Linked DNA regions of Homo sapiens: region 2 is linked to region 1. A link is a loop called in an ENCODE intact Hi-C map of the cell type or tissue named here. Cell type or tissue: PC-3. All regions are shown on one strand. Each heading gives the region's core, and the rest is flanking DNA. Links, peaks and the distances in the headings are about the cores only. Region 1 overlaps RAD51B (RAD51 paralog B). Region 2 overlaps RAD51B (RAD51 paralog B).

Evidence for each region. Peaks named below come from ENCODE experiments on the same cell type or tissue, not always from the same donor. Only the 100,000 strongest peaks of a DNase experiment are listed, where the experiment ranks them.
Region 2: it touches region 1 in a loop (1.9-fold over the local background); 2 of 110 quality-filtered maps call a loop at or near these places.

What each region holds. Positions count from the first base shown.
Region 1 is chr14:68,012,970-68,024,413 of GRCh38, reverse strand. The region is part of intron 7 of RAD51B (RAD51 paralog B); the gene reads right to left. Among named protein-coding and RNA genes, the nearest start is that of RAD51B, 200 kb to the right of the region's middle. In PC-3, for the core only: no CTCF peak of the experiment used is centred there; a DNase peak (open chromatin) is centred at 5,663.
Region 2 is chr14:67,957,821-67,969,264 of GRCh38, reverse strand. The region is part of intron 7 of RAD51B (RAD51 paralog B); the gene reads right to left. Among named protein-coding and RNA genes, the nearest start is that of RAD51B, 140 kb to the right of the region's middle. In PC-3, for the core only: no CTCF peak of the experiment used is centred there; a DNase peak (open chromatin) is centred at 4,544; H3K4me3 peaks cover 1,092 bases; H3K27ac peaks cover 2,442 bases.

The sequences.
Region 1 (11,444 bases), core at 2,910-7,909:
CTGCAGATTCAATGCTATTCCTATCAAACTACCAATGTCATTTTCAAAGAATTAGGAAAAAACTATTCTAAAATTCATATAGAATTTTAGAGCCCAAATAGCCAAAGCAATACCAAGCAAAAAGAACAAAGCTGGAAGCATTACACTAATTGACTTCAAACTGTACTATATGGCTACAGTAACCAAAACAGCATGGTACTGGTATAAAAACACATAGATCAATACAGCAGAATAGAAAACTCAGAAATAAAGCCACACATTCAATCATCTGATCTTTGACAAGACTGACAACAAGCAATAGGAAAAGAACTCCCTATTCAATAAATGGTGCTGGGATAGCTGGCTAGCCATATAAAGAAAAATGAAATTGAACTCCTAATTTTCCCCATATACAAAAATTAACTCAGGGTAGATTAAATATTTAAGTGTAAGACCTCAAACTATAAACGTCTTAGAAGAAAACCCAGAAAATAACTTTCTTGATATCAACCTGGGCAAAGAAGTTTTAGCTAAGCCCCCAAAAGCAAATGCAACAACAACAACAAAAATTGACAAGTGGGACCTAATTAAAGTAAAGAACTTCCACACAGCAAAAGAAACTATCAACAGAGTAAACAGAAAACCCACGGAATGGGAGAGAGTATTCACAAACTCTGCATCCAGCAGAGGTCTAATATCCAGAATCTATAAGGAATTTAAACAATTCAACAAGCAAAAAACAGCCCCATTAAAAAATGGGCAAAGGACATGAACAAACACTTCTCAAAAGAAGACATACCAAAAAGCAGGTCAGGTGCGGTGCCTCACACCAGTAATCCTGGCACTTTGAGAGACAGAGGCAGGCAGATCACTTGAGGTCAGGAGTTCAGGACCAGCCTGGACAACATGGTGAAACCCCATCTCTACTAAAAATACAAAAATTAGCCAGGCCTCATGGCGCACGCCTGTAATCACAGCTACTCAGGAGGCGAGGCAGGAGAACCGCTTGAACCTGGGAGGCGGAGGTTGCAGTCAGCCAGGACTTCACTCCAGCCTGGATGACAGAGGGAGACTGTCTCAAAAAAAAAGAAGACATACCAAAAAATAATAGATGTTCATGAGATTGTGGATTGTGGAGAAAAGGGAATGTTTATACGCCACTGGTGGGACTGCAAATTAGTTCAGCCATTGTAGAAAGTAGTTTGAAGGTTTCTCAAAGAACCTGCAACAGAGCTGTCAATTGGCCCAGTAATCCCATTACTGGGTATATACCCAAAAGAATATAAATCATTCTACCATAAAGACAAATGCACATGTATGTTCACTGCAGCACTATGCACAATAGCAAAGACATGGAATCAACCTATTATAGCTGCCCATCAACAATGCACTGGATAAAGAAAATGGGGTGCATATATACCACAGAATACTAAACAGCCATAAAAAAGAATGAGATCATGTCCTTTGTAGCAACATGGATGGAGCTAGAGACCATTATCCTAAGCAAATTAATGCAGAAACAAAAACCCAAATACCACAAGTTCTCACATATAAGTACAAGTGAAATATTGAGTACACCAGGACATAACGAAGAAAATAGACAATAGAGCCCACTTGAGGGTGGAGGGTGGGAGAAGGGTGAGGACTGAAAATGTGCCTATTAGGTATTATGCTGATTACCTAGGTGACAAAATTATCTAGACACCAAACCCCACAACATGCAATTTACCCATGTAATGAACGTGCACATGTACCCCTTGAACCTGAAATAAGAGTTGGAAGAAAAAAAAAAGAGAGACAAGCAGCCAACAAACATGAAAAAATGCCCATCAACACTAAAAGTCAGAAAAATGTAAATCAAAACCGCAATGAGATACCATCTCACACCAGTCAGAATGGCTATTACTAAAAGTCAAAAAACAACAGATGGCTATTTCTCAAAGAACTTAAAACAGAGCTACCATTTGACCCATCCATCCCAATACTGGGGATATACCTGAAAGAAAATAAATCATTCTACCAAAAAGACACAGGCACTCATATGTTCATCACCAGGATATTCACAATAGCAAAGACATAGTATCAATCTGGGTGCCCATCAATAATGGATCGGATAAAGAAAATGTGGTACATATATACCATGAAATACTACACAGCCATGTAAAAGAATAAAATCATGTCCTTTGCAGCAACATGGAGAAAGCTGGAGGCCATAATCCCAAGCAAATTAATGCAGGAACAGAAAACCAAACAATACATGTTCTCACTTATAAATGGGAGCTAAACATTGACTACACATGAACATAAACATGGGAACAATAGACACTGTGGACTACTAGGGGTGGGAGGAATGGAGAGGAGTATAGGTTGAAAAACTACCTATTGGGTACTACTCTTATTACCAAGCAAATAAACTGATTCAAGAGTCAATCAACAAACTTCATTGTTGTCTTATTTTAAGAAATTGCCATAGCTACCCAACTTTCACCAACCACCAGCCTGTTTAGTCAGAAGCCATCAACATCAAGGCAAGACCCTCCACCAGCAAAAAGATTACAACTCATTGAAGGCACAGATGATTGTTAACATTTTTTAACCATATTTTTAAAATAAGGCTTGTACATTTTTTAGACATAATGCTATGATACACTTAGTAGACTACCGTACAGTGCAAACATAAGTTTTATATGCATTAGGAAACAAAAAATTTTGTGTTGCCCACTTTATTGCTATAACTGCTTTATTGCAGCAGTCTGGAACTGAACCCACAATATCTCCAAGGTATGCCTGTAAATAAGATGAAGAGTAAAGTGGAAGGGAGTTGGGGGACAAATGTCAATAACAGCACAGAAAAGAAATAACACTTAGTTTAGCTAGGTAGCAATTTGTTTACCCATATAACAAAGAGGCAGAGTATTTTATAGTAGGTGAAAAAATGACGTTCTAAAAGTGGCAGGGAAGACTTAGAAGGACAATGACCCTGTGACAGTGAAGATATGGGAAAATGACAAACATTCTGGCTGTAAGAGAAACACCATCTCACGGGAGAGCCAGACCTCCAATCAGGAAAAACCTTCCTGAGAGTGGCTTAGCAATATCGAAATTGCAGACATTGCTGCCATCACTGGCATCTGATCCTCGTGTGAAGGCATCATTTCTCAGGAGGCAATGTTCTCCCTTTATCCCTCTCTTTTGCCCTGAGTCCTCTAATAGAACATTAACTTAGTTGGGACATTCTTTTAGATGAACTAAAAATAATAATTATATGTGAAAAAAACAAAAGGGTACTATATTGTCCTCAGAGCAGTAAAACTGTTTATTTAGAGAGTCACTTGAACAAGGCAGACACAGTGTAAGGTCCCAGGGGGGTATTCAGTTTCCATCATCTGGTTATTTCCCCAGGTCCTCTCTCATGCATCACAAAGCTCTCTGTGAATCCACTTAACAAGGAAAGAACTAACACTCCTGTTTATTTGCTTCAACACTCTTGTCAATAAAAGGTGGTACACCTAAAGGATAAAATAAATATTCAGCCACAAAAATCATGCTGCAAACATATATATTTTTACATGGAAAGGTATTCTCTTACCTCTAAAAAGCAGATTAGAAAATAATATGTTGAGTTTGATCTCCTTTTTGTAAACAATCAATGTTTTTTAAATTGCAGTAAAGTATACATAAAATTTACCATTTAAACCATTTTCAAGTGTACAGTTGAGTAGCATTACCTATATTCACAGTCTTGCGCAACCAACAACATCCATCTCAGAACCTTTTCATCATCCCAAACTGAAACTCTATATATATAAGTAATATGAATATTTACATATTAACAGAAAAAGTCTGAACAGATATACACCAAAAATGTTAATAGTGGACAATTTTAGGTAGTTTTTTCCTATTTTTTAGTCTTCTATATTTCCTAATTTTTTCTAAAAGGAAGTGTATTTCTAGTGTAATTTTAAAGTAACTTTAAGTGATGTTTTTAAAAGACGCTGAGAGTTAAAACATTAAAAAAGCAAAGAGGCTGGTGCAATGGCTCACACCTGTAATCCTAGCATTCTGGGAGGCTGAGATGGGCAGATTGCTTGAGCTCAGGAGTTCAAGACCAGCCTGGGCAAATAGCGAAACCCTGGGCTCTACGAAAAATATAAAAAATTAGCCAGGCATGGTGGCACGTGCCTGTGGTCCCAGCTACTCGAGAGGCTGAGCTGGGAGGATTGCTTGAGCCCAGGAGACAGAGGTTGCAGTGAGCTGAGATTGCACCATTGTACTCCAGTCTAGGTGAGATAGTGAGACCCCGTTAAAGAAAAAGAAAGAAAAGAAAAGCAGGATTAGAGGCCATGCTCATCACCTTGTTATGATCTGGTAATTTTCCTCTGCTTCCTAAAAATAAGAACCCCAAAGCTTAGCTGGGTACACTATGCTCAGCCAAAAGACAATATTTCTGGTTGTCATTCTTGCAGTTAGCTGTGGCCATAGAACTAAATTTTAGCCAAAGAGAAAGTGCAATGTGTAACTTCCCAGAAATGTCCTTACAGGGAAGGGGCACATTCTTTTTGGTCTTTTCTCCTCCTGCCAGCTGTAATACTGATGCAATGGCTGAATCTCTAGCAGCCATATTGGACAATGTGGCAATACGGTAAGAACGAACAAGAAATAAGATAGATGTCTCTTTTTTTGTTATACGCAGTCATCCTAATCTTAACTGATAAAATCACAGTCATCCCTTGGCATATACTGGGAATTGGATCCAGGGCCACTCCTGCACCACATATACCAAAATCCACACACACTCAAGTTCCAAAGTCCACCCTCTGGAACTCACATATATGAAATGTCAGCCCTCCATACATGCAGGTTTTGCATCTCATAAATACTGTATTTGCAATGGAAATTTGCTTGAAAAAAATCTACATATAATTGGACCCATGCAGTTAAACCCATGATTTTCAAGAATCAACTGTACCTCCTAAATCATTTTCCTTCCTAGCATGTCTTATGTTCAGCGCTATACTTTTGTCAACCATGATCATAAAAAGAATATACAGAAATTGGGAAATAACAAAGGTGACCAAATCCAGAGATGACCAATTATTGACCTTCTTGTTTGAATTCACTATAGAATTTGCCACTGCCACCATTCTAGCATTCTGAAACTTCTTTTCTCCACTGCAGCGGTACTCTGTAGGTTTTGTTCCCGTCTATTTCACCTTTTCAGTTTCCTTGCAAGGCTCCTTTATAAACTGACTCTCAGTTTCTCTAAACTGTTCTAACTAAAAGTCAGTTTTGGTGTGTTTTTTTTTTTCATATATGTTTACTGGGTGTTTCAGTAAATCAGCCACCAAATTTTCCCTGAAGCAGTCATCCACTCAATTATTACTGAATGCCTAATAACTAACCATGTATTGAATGCTTACTATATGCAAGGAACATTACATATTTTATCTCTAATCCTCTCAGCAACTCCACAAGCTAGGGATTATTATATTCATTTCAGAGATGCGTCTGAGGCCCAAAGAATAATTACCCAAGTTTTCACAGCTGGTAAATGGAAGAATCAGACTTTGAACTTAGGCTTATTTACTCCAAAGTCCATTACCCATTCATTATACCCCATGGCACACACAAGTCTATGACTCAAAATCCAGACACATAAAAAGCTGAATAATTTAAAAGGTTTTGCTACTTGACTCAGTACATGTTTATGACACATTTTTTATGAGTACTGTTTGAGTGGCTGTCAGTGATACAGAAATGTTTAAGTCTTCAAGTAAAATGAATAAGATAGAAACAAATTAATGGTTTAACAAGGTAGAAAAGGAATACTAAGAAGTTCCGGGAATTCCTACAATATAATGGAATGCTTCAATTTCTCCCCCATAAAAATATAGAGAATTAATTTAAAAAATCTAATCCTTGTTGAAACTCGCCCACACCAAGTAAATAGAGTGGTAACAGATATTACAACCTTAAAATAGAAGTAAAACCTTAACAGAACTTGCTGTGACATTTAAATTAGTACCTTTAAAAAGTAATTAGGAAAGCATTTTCCTTCTACAAGGTACGCTACAGATTATTTATTTCATCAAATCTTAATCTTTAGGGAGAAAAATTACACAGAAGCTTAGCTTGTCTAAATTGTCTATTGAAGTTAACCAATTACTGATTAAAAAGGGGACAGGAAGTGTGTAAAATTAGATTATCTGCTTATATTTAAATGTATTTTGAAAAGGTCTGAAAAATTCCTTCACAAAGTGAGACAAGCTATAAATGGTCAAATAAAATTTTAACAATGCATAGCTTAGACACGAATGTGGGACACACAGACCCAGACTCAATTTTAGAACAATATAACTATCAATTGTTTTAAAGGGACAATCAGCTACTTAACTACTAAGCAGCTTTTTAAATAGGTAATTCTGCAGTTAAAATTTATTTATTTATTTATTTATTTATTTATTCGAGACGGAGTCTTGCTCTGTCACTAGGCTGGAGTACAGTGACACGATCTCAGCTCACTGCAATCTCCGCCTCCCGGGTTCAAGTCATTCTCCTGCCTCAGCGTCCCGAGTAGCTGGGACTACAGGTGCGTGCCACCACACTCAGCTAATTTTTATATTTTTAGTAGAGATGGGGTTTCACCAAGTTGGCCAGGATGGTCTCAATCTCTTGACCTCGTGATCTGCCTGCCTTGGCCTCCCAAAGTGCTGAGATTACAGGCATGAGCCACCATGCCTGGCCTAAAATTTATTTTGTAATGTAGGATACTTTTGAAAAATTCAAACTTTAAAATCCTCCATGAAAATCTATGATAGACTGTAAATAAAATCTAGGGGCAAAATGAACTCAGCATTGATCTCTAAAAAACAAATTCAATTGGTATATGCTCTATTGGTTGTTAGAGGAAAATATTAAATTTCTAAGATAAAAAAGATAGGCTGGGTGTGGTGGCTCACGCCTGTAATCCTAGCACTTTGGGAGGCCAAGGTGGGCAGGCTGCCTGAGCTCCGGAGTTCAAGACCACCCTAGGCAACACGGTGAAACCTTGTCTCTACTAAAATACAAAAATTTAGCCGGGTATGGTGGCACGTGCCTGTAGTTCCAGCTAGTCAGGAGGCTGAGGCAGAAGAATAACTTGAACCTAGGAGGTGGAGGATGCAGTGAGCTGAGATCACTCCACTGCATTCCAGCCTGGGTAACAGAATGAGATTCCATCTCAAAAAAAATAAAATAAAAAAGATTTATTTTGATAATGCCTTGTAATTCAACAAAAAACTAGAGCTATAAATTAGAATTTGGTTTTGTGACAAAAATGATATATCTTTTCATTATAATTATAAAATATACTCATTATTAGAAATTTGGAAAATGAAGAAAGGGTTAAAGAAAAAAAGCCATGTCCTTATTAGCTCCAAACACTGACATTTCCTTCTTCCATTAGCATATGTCTATATTTTTAAATTTTGATCATTCTATATAAATTAGATATTTAGCATTCTTTCTTTTTTCTTTTTCATTTAACTTTATGGCATTTTCCCTTGTTGTTATAAAGTCTTCAAAGAAGTCACTTAATTCCAGAAAACATTCCAGTGAATTTACTTAACCACAGCTCACTTTAAACAATTAGGTTGCTTCCAACTTTTTGCTGTTACTACTAATGCTATGATAAACATCTTTGTGCTTTTTCCAATTCACAGATAATTTCCTTAGCACAGATTCTAGGAGTGAAATTACTAGCAAAAGTTACACAGTCAGCAGAGCCTGGGTAAAAGTGTATGTGAGTTGGCTTGTACTCTTTCACAAGAGCTGACTACTAAATTTTCAGGAATTTTCTAAGCCAGTTGTTAAACACAGCCATCATTTAAAGCTAAATGTTATAAATGTACCAATAAATAAAAATTATATTAAAACAAAGATAATAAATACTCAAAACACCTCATTTGTTAAATATGTTGGACATTTTACTATTATCTGTGCTCTTGGGGTTGCTTACACTATTGTATCCAGTTGGCAGGATTACTATATGATGGTGTTCCAGTGCACACCCTTCCAAACTCCACATCTAGTTGTATCATGTTGGTGGCCTGACTGAGGCCATGGTGGGAGTTGTAAAATGGAACAAACTGGGGGCTTTTTACCCCCAGAGACTCCCAGATAATTATCCTGATCAGTCAGTTGGTGAGTTATATATGTTTATTTTACTCTCAAACTGCCAATGTTTTTCTACCCGTATTTGCTTATAAAAAGCCCTTAAAAAATAGAGGCATACGCTGATGGCTAAGCATTTTAATCGTTTTGTTACCTGACTCACTCAGTAAATATTTTTGAAGCATTTTTGATAAGTACTGTGTTGAGTGACTGTGAACTGTCTTCAAGTAAAATGGACAAGATAGGAACAAATAATGATTTAACAAGATACAAAATGATTACTATCAACAGCTGCCAAAAGAAAGATAGAAAATAATAATTGCCATAAGGCAAAATGATATAGGGATGCCAATAAAGGAGAGATTATTTCCTGCTGAAGAACTGTAAAAGTTCCATAAAAGGTAAGGCATTTATAAATGAATAAATGGTGTCAGAGAAAAGTGAAACGATTGTTTAAGGCTATCAAAAATTTTGTCCTCTTCTTTTCATGGCACTTTGACATATTTGTTTTATAACCTATATCACTCTCCACCTGATATGGTTTGGCTGTGTCCCCACCCAAATCTCATCTTGAATTGCAGCTCCCATAATCCCCACGTGTCATGGGAGGGACCCAGTGGGAGGTAATTGAATCACGGGGACAGGTTTTTTCCCATGCTGTTCTCATGATAGTGAATAAGTCTCCCGAAATCTGATGGTTTTATAAAGGGCAGTTCTTCTGTACGCGCCCTCTTCTCTGCGGCCATGTAAGACATGACTTTGCTCCTCCTTCGCCTTCCACCATGATTATGAAGCCTCCCAGCCATGTGGAACTGTGAATCCATTAAACCTCTTTCCTTTATAAATTACCCAGTCTTAGGTATGTCTTTATTAGCAACATGAGAACAGACTAATACACCATCGTATGTTGTAATGACTATAATATACCTCTGCCTCCCCCTATTATAATATTCATATCTCCTGAGTAGTCACCTTTGTATCCCCATCATAGTAGGTGTTAAATAAATGTCATGCTTTTAATAAGTGAATGAAAGAATGATTTAATGAATAGGAGCGCACATTTATGAGCTTATAATGTGCTAAGCACTATCCTAAGCACTTTACATATATTTAATCATTTAATGTTTACAACACCATGAAGTAGATGCCATTTCTACCAATGAGAAAACTCAGCCATTTTACAGAAAAGCAGACTGAATCACAGAGTGTTTTAAGTAACTGGACCAAGATTGCACAGATGGCAGGAGGGCTGGGTTTAAAACCCAGTCAGCCTAACTCTGGAGCTCCTGCCCTTCACCATGCCTCCACACCCCCTCTCAAATAAACAAAGCATCCCGGGTGGCCCTAGTGGGTAGGGTTTGGCACTCTCAAATAAGTGACTGAGCAGTAAACAAGATAGCAATGAATCCACATGCTCCTTTTTTTTTTTTTTTTGCATTCATTCTTATATTGTTTCCAAGTCAAAAAGTAATAATGAATGCTCCTAAATTACGTATTCCAATCAATGTAATCAGTTCATTCACATTCAGAATAGTACAGGTCTCTATCTTAGATTCCTACATTTATTTATTTATTTATTTATTTATTTTTACTGATCCTTAAATTTAAACAAATAAGTGAGTCTCAAATTTGGCAAGTTTTGACCATACAAATTTCTCCATGATCTCCTAATCAAATATTGTTTTTAAAGAATACCCAAAATTTGCCAATTAGAAAGAAAAACACTATTTAAATATTCAAAAAAGATGTTAAACACTCCACCTGAGTTTTGATAATCCAACAAGAATATGCTTCTATCTGGTAACTTGTACTTGCTATACAGTGATGAGTAGAGAGTAGGAGATATGGTGTAACTGTGTCACAAATGTACCAGGGTAAAAGTCACTCTGGCACATCCTGAAGATAGCACTAATGGGTTCTGAGAGACAAAGAAGACTGAAATGCTTCAAAGCAACTTGCTCAGAGACTGATAAATCTCCAAAGCAGAATCAACAAATGTAAAAAAACAGGGCTTGCATGTCCAACAATAACTCATACAAAGTTACCTTCCTCCATCAACTGTTAATGGGAAAAAAAAAAAAAAAGAAAGAAAAGAAAAGGAGAGGGAGAGAGAAAAGGCAATCTTTGTCCCTGATAAAATATCTTCATAATAATGGAGATTTAAAAATAACGCAAATTACTAACCTTACCAAAAATCAGTTCTGATTTCAATGCCAATGAAGGAAAACATAGCCATTAGGTAATATTATCACAACAAGACCAAGATATTGTATTTATTCTCATAAAAGGACATGGAACTAATTTATAAATCAAGTTTGGTCAGTCAGTCCTGCATTATTATCAAATAAAATATTTGATAACATGTACTCATCTGGGCACTGCTTCATGAAAAAATTCTGACTTATTTATCACATCCCAATTCTAAGAATATGGAAGGATGAGCTCCTGGATGCCTGACCTTTGTACTTATTTAAGACATTACTTAATAGAAACTGCACCTCTCAAGTCTATTCTAATATGATGCATGCAGGAAATGCAAATTTGCATCCAAAATATTTAATGTTTAAATAATACTAGACAAGTTTTTAAAATCATAGTAAATTATTTGTTGTCCATCAAGAGCAGAGAAAGTTATATTCTACGTAATACAATATTCTGATTTAGTTTCCTCATCTGTAAAATAAGACTGTTATGGATTAAATGAATTAATATTTGTTTAGTATTTACAGTAGTCCCTAGCATATAGATTAAATGCTACATAAGCAATTATTAAATAAAGTAATATCATTGTGGCAGATCATATTTCCAAAAATGGCTTCAGCCGTATTTCTGGTCCAGCATGCTCTTCCAGAATCTTGCCAACCCCACCCATCACATGGTAGAGTCTATTTCTCTCCTCTTGAACCTAGGGGGATTTCTAATTATTCTGGCCAACAGAGCAAAATAGAAATAATGTTCTGTGACTTCCAAGGCTCTGTCATAAGAAGGATATAGCTTCTGCCTATCTTTCTCTTTTTGAAATGTTTGCTCTGAGGAACCCAGACACTCTACTTAAGGAAGCCCAAACTAGTTCATTTGGAGACATCACATGGAAAGACCCATGTGGAGAGGAACTGGGGCCAACAGCCAGTGACATCTGCCAGACATATAAATGAATGAATGATTATAGTGCCTAGCCTTTGAGGTTCCAGCCTCAAACACTGTGGAACTAAGAGAAGCCATTCCTGCTGTGCCCTGTCCGAATTCCTGACCCACAGAATCTGTGAGCATAATAACTGATTGCTTTGTGCCACTAAGTTGTGGGGTAATCTGTT
Region 2 (11,444 bases), core at 2,152-7,151, 54 kb after region 1:
AACATTTTTTGCATTTAATCAGAACCAGTACTTGCTTACTGATATGGTTTGGTTCTGTGTCCCCACCCAAATCTCATCTTGAATTGTACTCCCATAATTCCTACACGTTGTGGGAGAGACCCAGTGGGAGATGGTTTGAATCATGGGGGCAGTTTCCCCCATACTGTTCTCGTGATAGTGAATAAGTCTCATGAGATCTGATGGTTTTATCAGGGGCTTCCACTTTTGCATCCTCTCATTTTTTTCTCTTGCCACCACCTTGTAAGAAGTGCCTTTCACCTCCCACCATGATTCTCAGGCCTCCCCAGTCAAGTGGAACTGTAAGTCCAATTAAACCTCTTTTTCTTCCCAGTCTCAGGTATGTCTTTATCAGCTGCATGAAAACAGACTAATACAGTAAATTGGTACCATTGGAGTAGGGCGTTGCTTTAAAGATACCTGAAAATGTGGAAGCAACTTTGGAAGTCAGTATCAGGCAGAGGTTGGAACAGTTTGAAGGGCTCAGAAGAAGAAAAGAAAATGTGGGATGGTTTGGAACCTCCTAGAGACTTGTTGAATGGCTTTGACAAAAATGCTGATAGTGATATGGACAATAAAGTCCAGGCTGAGGTGGTCTCAAATGGAGATGAGGGACCTGTTGGAACTGAAGCAAAGGTAACTCTTGTTATGTTTTAGCAAAGAGAATGGCAGCATTTTGTCCCTGCCCTTGAGATTTGTGGAACTTTGAACTTGAGAGAGATGATTGAGGGTATCTGGTAGAAGAAATTTCTAAGCAGCAAAGCATTCAAAAGGTGACTTGGGTGCTGTTAAAAGCATTCCATTTTTAAAAGGAAACAGAGCATAAAACTTAGAAAACTTGCAGCCTGATGATGCAGTAGAAAAGAAAAACCCATTTTTTGAGGAGAAGTTCAAGCTGGCTGCAGAAATTTGCACAAGAAGGAGCTGAATGCTAATCCCCAAGACAATGGGGAAAATCTCTCCAGAGCATGTCATAGGTCTTCATGGCAGCCCCTCTCATCACAGACCCAGAAGCCTAGGAGGAAAAAATGGTTTCATGGGCTGGGCCCAGGGCCCCATGCTAAGTGCAGCCTAGGGACTTGGTGCCCTGCATCCCAGCCACTCCAGCCATTGCTAAAAGGGGTCAAGGTACAGCTCAGCGCATAGTTTCAGAGAGTACAAGCTCCAAACCTTGGTAGCTTCGATGTGGTGTTGAGCCTGCAGGTGCACAGAAGTCAAGAATTGAGGTTTGGGAACCTCCACCTAGATTTCAGAAGAAGTATGGAAACACCTGGATGCCCAGGCAAAAGTTTGCTGCAGGAGCAGGGCCCTCACGGAGAATCTCTGCTAGGGCAGTGTGGAAGGGAAATATGGGTTTGGAGCCCCCACACAGAGTCCCTTCTGGGACACTGCCTAGTGGAGCTATGAGAAGAGGGCCACCATCCTCCAGACCCTAGAATGGTAGATCCACCGACAGCTTGCACCTTCCACCTTGAAAAGCCACAGACACTCAACACCAGCCTGTGAAAGCAGCCAGGAGGGGAGCTATACCCTGCAAAGCCACAGGTGCAGAGCTGCCCAAGACTGTGGGAACCTACCTCTTACATCAGCATGACTTGGATGTGAGACACTGAGTCAAAGGAGATCTTTTTGGAGCTTTAGAATTTGCCCCACTGGATTTTGTACTTGCATGGGCCCTGTAGCCCCTTTGTTTTAGCCAATTTCTCCCATCTGAAATGGCTGTATTTACCCAATGCCTGTACCCTTATTGTGTCTAGGAAACAACTAGCTTGCTTTTGATTTTGCAGTCTCACAGACGAAAGGGACTTGCCTTGTCTCAGATGACACTTTGGACTGTGGACTTTTGAGTTAATGCTGAAATGAGTTAAGACTTTGTGGGACTATAAGGAAGGCATGATTGGTTTTGAAATGTGAGGACATGAGATTTGAGGGGGCCAGAGGCTGAATGAGGTTTGGCTCTCTGTCCCCACCCAAATCTCATCTTGAACTGTACTCCCATAATTCCCCTGTGTTGTGGGAGGGACCTGGTGGAAGATAGTTTGAATCATGGGGGCAGTATTCCCCACACTGTTTTCGTGGTAGTGAATAAGTCTCACAAGATCTGATGGTTTTATCAGGGGTTTCCACTTTTGCAACCTCCTCATTTTTCCTCTTGCTGGCGCCATGGAAGAAGTGCCTTTCGCCTCCCACCATGATTCTGAGGCCTCCCCAGCCAAGTGGAACTGTAAGTCCAATTAAACCTCTTTTTCTTCCCAGTCTCGGGTATGTCTTTATCAGCTGCATGAAAACAAACTAACACAGTTACTAAAATTTTTTTCTCTTCTAATTGTCCATATCAGATTGCTATGAGAAGAGGAAAGGGTTAAGCTAGACCTAAATATAATACTGTATGTAAGAAGTTGAAAAAACTGTGATAAATTATCTCTACATACTAATAGGAAAGATATCCAAGATCTACGGGCAGAGTCAAAAAAGCAAGTTTGCAAACTGAGAGGCAGAGTAAGTATGATACTGATTCTGTGAGGAAAGCAAGCACACACGTACACATACAAACACACACAGCAATACTATATTTCATAAGCCTATTTGTCTATCCACAACATGTATCTCTAAGTCAATGCATAGAGAAAGGTCTGAAGCAACAGAAAACCAAACTGAAAATAGTTGTCATTTTCTGGCATTGGTGGGTAGGCAGCTGGGATTGGGGATGATGGTGGTGAGAGAATGTCAGAGAAGCCTTTACAAACATTCCACATGTTTTGAAGATACTATGTTAATACAATACTTATATAGTAAGAACTAATTTTTTAAAAGAATCATATGTGGATAAAAAGGACAAAGGTTGAGCAGAAAGATGCAATGGTTAGGGAGAAGCATGACTAGGCAGAGCATGAAAAAGGCCTCTGCTTCCTCAGTAACTTGAGGTAAAGAGCTGCTATTTCCCTCTTTCAATTTACCCCTTAAACCCATCATCTCTGGCTCTATCCTGGTGATTTTTAAAAAGCACCAATGTGAGTGTGAAGGCTCGTGGTCCTGTGAGTTCCTAATCATTCTTTACACCTTTGGAACATGAGATAAGGTAGGAGTAGTAGGTAGATAAGGGTAATGAGTTTTCTTTTAATTCTTGAAATTAACTACTATGCCAGAAACCTACTGTAGCTATTTCCCTCTATCCTTTAGCTATAAAAGTAAATGCTAACTCTTGGCTGTATAAATAGGAAGGAGGCATTCATTTAATACTATTGCAAACCAATTTAATCACTGCTATAATGCCAGTACCTTCTGGGATTGAGTCCTTCTTCCTGGTTTGCCCAAGAGAAACTAGTCGGCAGCCACTAGTCTGAACTCTGCTCTAACGGTGGCCCTACTGCTTGGTCTATGCACGTGGTTTATTTCTTTTGTCAAGAGTACTCTTTGTAAAATCTTGGCTTCCTCAGTTCCTCTATACAAGCAAGAGTTTGTCAGGGAAGAGTGTTCTGTGTATATGGGGCAAGGAAAGGCATGATCAAAAGCACAATTACATAGCAAGCTCAGGGAATTATGAGGAAGCTTGTGGGAATGGAGTAAATGTACATGTGTGTGTGCGTCTGGCAATGGGAAATACGGTAAGGGGGAAATTATGGCAGGTAATGAGATGAGAATAAGTAGATCAGAGCCAGACTCTGAAACCCTGGCATGACAAGCTAAGGAGTTTAGACTTTATCCCTTATGTGTTAATGGGGACCCATCAAAGGTTTTTAAACCAGAGAGTGATATGATTAGAACTGTCTTTAAAGAAAGAGATTTGACAAGAGTATGGAGGATGGATTAGAAAATGGAAAGGTTAAAAGTAGATAAGCAGCTCTCCAAGAACTGAAATGGAAGATGAAAAGGGCCTAAACAGGGCAATGGCTAGGAGAATGGAGGGAAGAGTACAAACAAAGTCAAAAAGCAATTTTAGTGATAGAAGAAACAGGACTTGTTGACAGATTGGTTGTGAAGACCAAGGGAACATAAAGACTCAAGATGAATGTGAGGTTTCCAGCTGAGAGGATGGAGAGGCCACTAATGAAGACAGAGGATATAGGAAGGGAGGGAGGGTGTTTGGAGAGTATCCGGAAAAATTAGTTTGGGATTGGTTGAACTACTTACTAGGATAGCAACCCTTACTGAGCTCCAAAAGGATAAGGATCTTGTTTGCCAATTTTCTCTGTGCTGCACCTGCTGCAATACCATGTGCATTTAATTCAAGTTTGTGAGAATGGTGATAATGCTAACGTGTGCCAGGATAATTGAGACTTGACAATATTTAAGATATCTCTTCAAAGTGCCTGTGTAGAAAGGAAATATGAGACAAGGTGGTTTGTTTTACTTTTCTGTCAAATTTCTTCTTTAGTAGTTTCCAAAATAAATTCCCAATAATAACAGGGCTTTTAACAAGAAGGTCCATTACTAAGAGCAACCTGCGGTAGACCGTCGTATGTCTCACAACTTTACATTCTACACATTCCAATAATCAAGTCACATCAACTCTAATTCTCTTTCTTGTTCAGGAACCTGTACTACCACTTAACATTCTAAAACCTGCCACACCCAATAGTCAAACATAATCAGAGCCATTTTAACAATATGGGGGAAAAAAAAAGAAAAAGAAAAAACCTCACTGCTGTTAAAAAACCTTAGGAGGAGATACAGAAAAAGAAAGCACCATTTGTTCTGGTTAATGTTGTTGTGTAATGTTTTCTGGGGTGTGCCCTGTAGGCATGTTGAAATCATAACTAAATAAATCAGCTCCAGCAACGCAAAGAAACAATATTCCCTTCCCCTTTGGCTGCCTGAAGGAATAATGGCATCTTCTCCATGATGTGCACACACTTTGGAGCTGCTTTGTTTTTAATCTTCTGCCAAGTCAAGTTTTAGTTTTATTTTAATTTTGGTAACCACAGTAAATTCCAAATCTTTGACAAGTAAATGCTTTCTTTCTCGCCAGAATCCCACTCACTTTCCTTTCTAACTCTAGGAGTTCAATAATGGCTGCAGTACTGATCTCTTTTCATGAACAAGAAAATAAATACACTATAAATTAAGCATATTTCCTGACATTTACATGATGGTTTAAATGTGACATGAGTACAATAAAATTGTCATCTTGTTTGCCCATCATTGTATAAATATATATGTATATATATTTATGTGTACTGTAGGGAAAAGAACAGCATAGAAAGTCAGGAGATGTGCACTCAAGTCTCATTCATTTCAGTTGGCTGTATGACGTTAGTTTAAAAACTTAAATTTGGTTTCCCTATGTATAAAAGTTAGGCAAATATACTAGATGGTTTTCAAAGTCCCTTTCACTTTAAAATTCTGATTCATAAGATTATGTCTGTTACCGATTTTTTTTAAACACATGAAAAAGTCACTCAAAAAAATCCTAAAAAAAAGAAAAACCCTAATTTTTGGTGGTAAAATGAAATAAGCCTCAGAAATTATCTAATCTGTACAGCTTTGAAACTACATTCTATGGGAAATGCCTAAGCCAAGAGTTATAAACTGTTTATTTCTTGGAAGGATTTCATAGTTTAAAGAGAAAGATTGCAACCGGCTAATCTAGTTCAGCTCTGTCATTACAGATGAAGAAACTGAGATCAGGAATGAAAGAAGAAATATATTAACACATCCATAAAATACTGTGCAACTATTTAAAATGATGGTAAGAGAAAAGGGGTCAAGATAAGTTAAAAAAGAAATGAGGCTATAAAACTGCGTAAGTATTTATTCATTTTTCAGAGCAATAAATTCATTGTATCACTTTCTTTAAAATATTCTCATTATATAAATTCAAATACTACAAAAAATACACAGAAAAGATGCATTAAATCATCCAAAATCTCACCATTGAGAAATATTAGGTATTAGATTAGCAATTAGTGACATTATTCCAGACAACTGGAATATACACATAGATAATGAATGCACAGAAATAAATGTATTCTTTCTGGGATGAGATTATAGTCACAGTTAAAAATAAAAAATATCAATTCTATACACATGGATACACATATACACATAGATAATGGATGGACAGAAATAAATGTATTCTTTCTGGGATGAGATTATATTCACAGTTAAAAATAAAAAATATCAATTCTAATTTTACCTGCAATTAACAGAAGCCGAAATGAAACTGAAGAAATTTTAAATCTTAGACAAATGTTTCTTCACTCAAGAAACATTAATTGTGAAAAAGTCCCTCTAACTTTAAGAAAAATGATCAAAACCACAAAGAATAGATTAACATTACTTTTAAACTACTTTACATTTGAGACAGTTCTGATTGAATTGTTGCTATGAATAAGATTAATAATCTCTCATTCCCATTTCCCTTCTACCTACCTTCCAATTTTTATTGTATATATTTGTTTTACTTTGCCATGATGTAGAGTGTTTACAGTCTGTTGTACTGCCACACTTTCTACAGTATCTAAATCTTACATATATATATGAAGGTATTTAATATCACAACACTTTTTTGGTTTGATTCCTCTCTTGGTTGGCTAAATTTCAACAATTAGTTCTTTTTCAGAAAGGTCTCACAGATACTATATTCTCTGGGTTCTTTCACATTTGAGAGGATACGCCTGTGGCCTTTATACCTCAACAACAACTTGGCTGGGTACACTGTTCTTGGGCCGTAATTTCTTTTATCAGAACTGTGTTGACATAGCTCCTGTAGTATTGCACATTGTTGTGAAGTCTGAGGCCAGTCTAAACTTCTTCCTTGTAGATAACTTTTGCTTTTCTTCCTTATAGATAACTTTTGCTTTTGCTTACATGACTGAAGAAACCTTTCTCTTGTTTGGCAACAATCAGGATATGACATGATGTTGAACCTTCTCTACCAATTTTCAGGATTCAATGTATCTTTTGATCTGCAGGTTCAGTTCCTCATTTCAGTGAAGTTTTGCTATATCACTTCTCCAAATACTTTTTTAGTTTGATTTGTTGGGTCCACTTCCTCAAAGACACCAGTAATCCTTTCAACTTCATATCAGATCATTGTTAACCAAATTGCTTTCATCTTTGTGTCTTACTCCTGTGTTTACCGTGATTATTCCACGCTTTCACTCCAAACCATTAAATTTTTAGTCACCTCTATTGTATTCCATACTAGTTCTATATCATCTGTTAGTTTTGCAATAGAGGTGTTCTTGTCCTCAGATGTGCTTCCTTAGCTATATAAACTCACTTTTTAACAATATGAACTCATTTTAAGATGTTATTTGTAGGTACATGTATGTGTGTGAGTCTATGTGTATGTGTGCATATACATGTACTATAAAAGCCCAAAAGGCTTTTATCTAACTTTATCAGAATGTTATAGTTTTCTGCTGTAGTCAGCGATCTCTTTTCCTTTTTGCCTATCTGAATTTCCTAAATGTTTTCATAGTGAACATAATATGTTTACACACTGATGTTGACAGACACATGCAAATTTAAATGTTGTATACATATTTCTAGAAAAAGAGTAGATTTCCAGAAAAAAAAATACTGAGAAAAGAAGAGATGAAATGATTTGTCTAAGCAAGGAAACGGTAGGACCGTTTCCTTCAACTATACTATACTGTTTCCAAGATGTTTGCTTCTCACAGGATAGCTACACATTTTCAGAGAACTGAAATATCCAGCCAAGGACTAAACATCTTTATGTCAAAATGTATACAAGAATAATATCCTTCCTCAAGCTATGTGTATGGTGTTCAGTCTTTGAAAAATAGGAAAGTAAGCAATGTCAGCATTCTGATAGCCAGCATATCTTTGTCTGAGACACAGATACACAGTGGATATGAATGAAAACCTCTCCTACTTTCTTAGTGACCAATTTTGTTCTTCTGTTTCAAGCTTTAGCAAGTATAGCCCTCAGAAAATTTCTTCATCAAAACTGTATCGAAAAAAGGAAATTCCAACTGGGCATGGTCGCTTGTGTCTGTAATCCCAACAGTTTGGGAAGCAGAGGTAGGAGAATTGCTTGAGCCCAGAAGTTTGAGACCAGCCTGGGCAACATAGCGAGACTCTGCCTCTATAAAAATAAAAAAATTAGCCAGGTGTGGTGGCGCACACCTGTGGCCCCAGCTACTCGGGAGGTTGAGGTGGGAGAATCACTTGAGCCCAGGAAGTCGAGGCTGCAGTAAGCCATGATCATGCCACTGCACTCAGCCTGAACAACAGAATGAGGCCCTGTCTTGAATAAATGAATGAATGAATGAACAAACGAACAAATAATAACTTAGGAAATTCTGTAGCCAGGCACAGTGGCTCATGCCTGTAATCCCAACATTTTGGGGGAACCAAGAAGGGAGGATTGCTTGAGGCCAAGAGTTCCAGACCAGCCTGGGCCACAAAGTCAGACCCTGTCTCTACAAAAAATTAAAAAATTAGCCAGGCATAAAGGCAGGTGCCTGTTGTTCCAGCTACTTGGGAGGCAGAGGTTGGAGGATTGCTTGAGCCCAGTAATTTGAGGCTGCAGTGAGCTATGACTGCAAGACTGCACACTAGCCTGAGCAAGAGAGCTAGACCCTGTCTCTAAAAAAAGAAAAAGAAAGAAAAAAGGCAGTTCCTCTGAGTGTGGCAAATTGTTAATTAATATATCTAAGTTCTATCCAGTGTTCTTGCAAATATATTTATCTTAAATTTATTTTATCCTAGATACACTGTGGGTAAACTGCTATATCTAAACTCATGTTGATGCTATCAAATTCCTAAAATCTTGGGACAGGGTCCTAGAACAAAAATCTATTTTTCTAAAGTGAAAGATAAAAACTATAGGCTCTCCTGAAGTGCTGAGCTGAAAACAACAAGAGTCTTCTTGATGACTAAGAAAATAAAGGTGACAAAGGAAACAATCATAACGATTCTGAATTTTTAAAGGAAGAGATGAAATGATGTTATAGAAAGATCAAGTAAAGTAGTGTCAAACCATTTATAAAGTTGAGGCTCAGCTCCTACTATTACATGACTTTGAACAAGCAATTCAACTTCTCTGAACTTGATTCTGCATCTGCTCAACAGAAACAGTATTATTTCTGTCAAGTAGTATATTTATACACTTAACATAGAACGTTATGTTTGCATATTTCTATTATACACACACACACAAACATACACACACACTTCTTTTTTTTTTTTGAGATGGAGTCTTGCTCTGTTGCCCAGGCTGTAGCGCAGTGGCGCGATCTCAGCTCATTGCAACCTCCGCCTCCCAGGTTCAAGCAATTCTCCTGCCTCAGCCTCCCAAGCAGCTGAGATTACAGGCACCCACCACCACCATGGCCAGCTAATTTTTTTGTATTTTTAGTAGAGACAGGGTTTCACCATGTTGGCCAGGCTAGTTTCAAACTCCTGACCGCAAGTGATCCACCTGTCTTGGCCTCCCAAAGTGCTAGGGTTACAGGGATGAGCCACTGCACCCGGTCATATTTCTATGAAGTTTTAAAGTGCTTTTACAAAGAATGTCTTATTATTGGCAGGAATAAGCAAATATATAATTAGTAAAGAACCATTTTCATTGTCAAAATATAGATATGCTAGAAAGAAGACAGCATGGTAAATTTTGACTGTTTTATCAACTTTAACTATGTCAACTAATAACACTTTTAGATCAGCATATTTATACCCGGCTTACCATTATTTTTCAAGGCTAACATAAATTTCAAAAGAAAGTATTGGCCGGGTGCGGTGGCTCATGCCTGTAATCCCAGCACTTTGGGAGGCTGAGGCAGGAGGATCACAAGGTCAGGAGATCGAGACCATCCTGGCTAACACGGTAAAACCCCATCTCTACTAAAAATACAAAAACATTAGCCAGGCGTGGTGGCGGGCGCCTGTAGTCCCAGCTACTCAGGAGGCTGAGGCAGGAGAATGGTGTGAACCCAGGAGGCGGAGCTTGCAGTGAGCCAAGATCGCACCACTGCACTCCAGCCTGGGCAACAGAGCAAGACTCTGTCTCAAAAAAAAAAAAATATTGACCAAAGGAAATCAGGAGAATCAAACACAAACATTCTAAAAATTCAAAAATCATAATCAGCATTGGTAACACTAGCAGGTGATTATTATTTTATATGTATAAACCTCAATAGGTTATAGAATAAAACATAAAAATGAACATAGAAATCAAATAATACAAGAAGTAGTATCATTTATAATGGGTTAATACAAAAAAATGTGATGTGAAAAATGGACTCCAATAGAAGATGTGGCAAGTAAACCCTAAAGATTCTTTGAAATATAATAGAAAAATTCATGATCGATCTAGAGAAAGGGCAGTAGAGGCAAGGTGAAAGAGGAAAGAAAGGTTTTCAAGGAAATATTTAAAAGCTTCCTTATCAGTAGTATCTTGAACATTCTAACAAATAAAACTAAACTTAATAGTTGTGTCCATATGAATGACTTTGGATGCCCAGTTTTATAATTTAGAGTGATGCAAGTTTACAAAGACAAATATTTTACAGGTAGGATACAATAGTAAAATTTGTTTAGAGCTAGGGCATCCTTAAAAAGCACTGAGACCTTATTCACTTGGCTACAGTTTCACCTCATCAACTTTACATTCAATCATCCCACACTATTCAAAAGGTTGTCCCAAATAAGAAAAGGAATGAAAATAAAGAGAAATATTGTTTTTTACTATAGCTTTTATCTGAGTTTTTTGTTTACTGTATTCAGTCTTGACTTCAAACCAAGTTTATTTGACAAGCACTTGGTGGTAAGACTAGACACCAAACTTTTCCTTGATGAAAACCAATGTGGGTGGCTTCTCTGTATTTTTCATCTTTTTTCAAGAGAGTGCCTCTTTGTGGTGGCATAAGATCTCATATAGCCGTGTTTGCAAAAGCCTGCTGCCTAGCCAGGCTAAGCACTCAAAAGTAAACTCCACTTCTGAGTTCCACTGGATTAATAGTGATCAGAAGATTCAATCAATCTGAAGCCAGGAAAGAAATTCATACAGAAAATCATCACCATCATCATCATCAAATAAAAATAAAGCTTCATATATAGAGCTCCATGTTACTATCACACAAAATAAACAGACATGGTTCCTGTCTTCCATGAAGCCTCCATGCTAGAGCAGATGATGTGACACAGACATATAAACAGACATTCCCAACACAGACCAGAGACGTGACGGCTGCCATTAGCCCAGAAATAAATCAACAACAGCTAAATATTTACAAAATGTGAGAGATTTATTATGTGCAATGTATTTTGTATAATACATATAATATTCTCTGTAATTGGTGAGGACTGAATGAACGTACAATTCTTTTGTTTCCTGATCCTACTCTCTCTCTGACTTCTCATGTAAGTTTTAACCTGACTGTGACTATTTTGTATTCTATAAAAACAAAATAATAGAATGTAAATTTCTTCCATATTGCATACACTACAAAGGT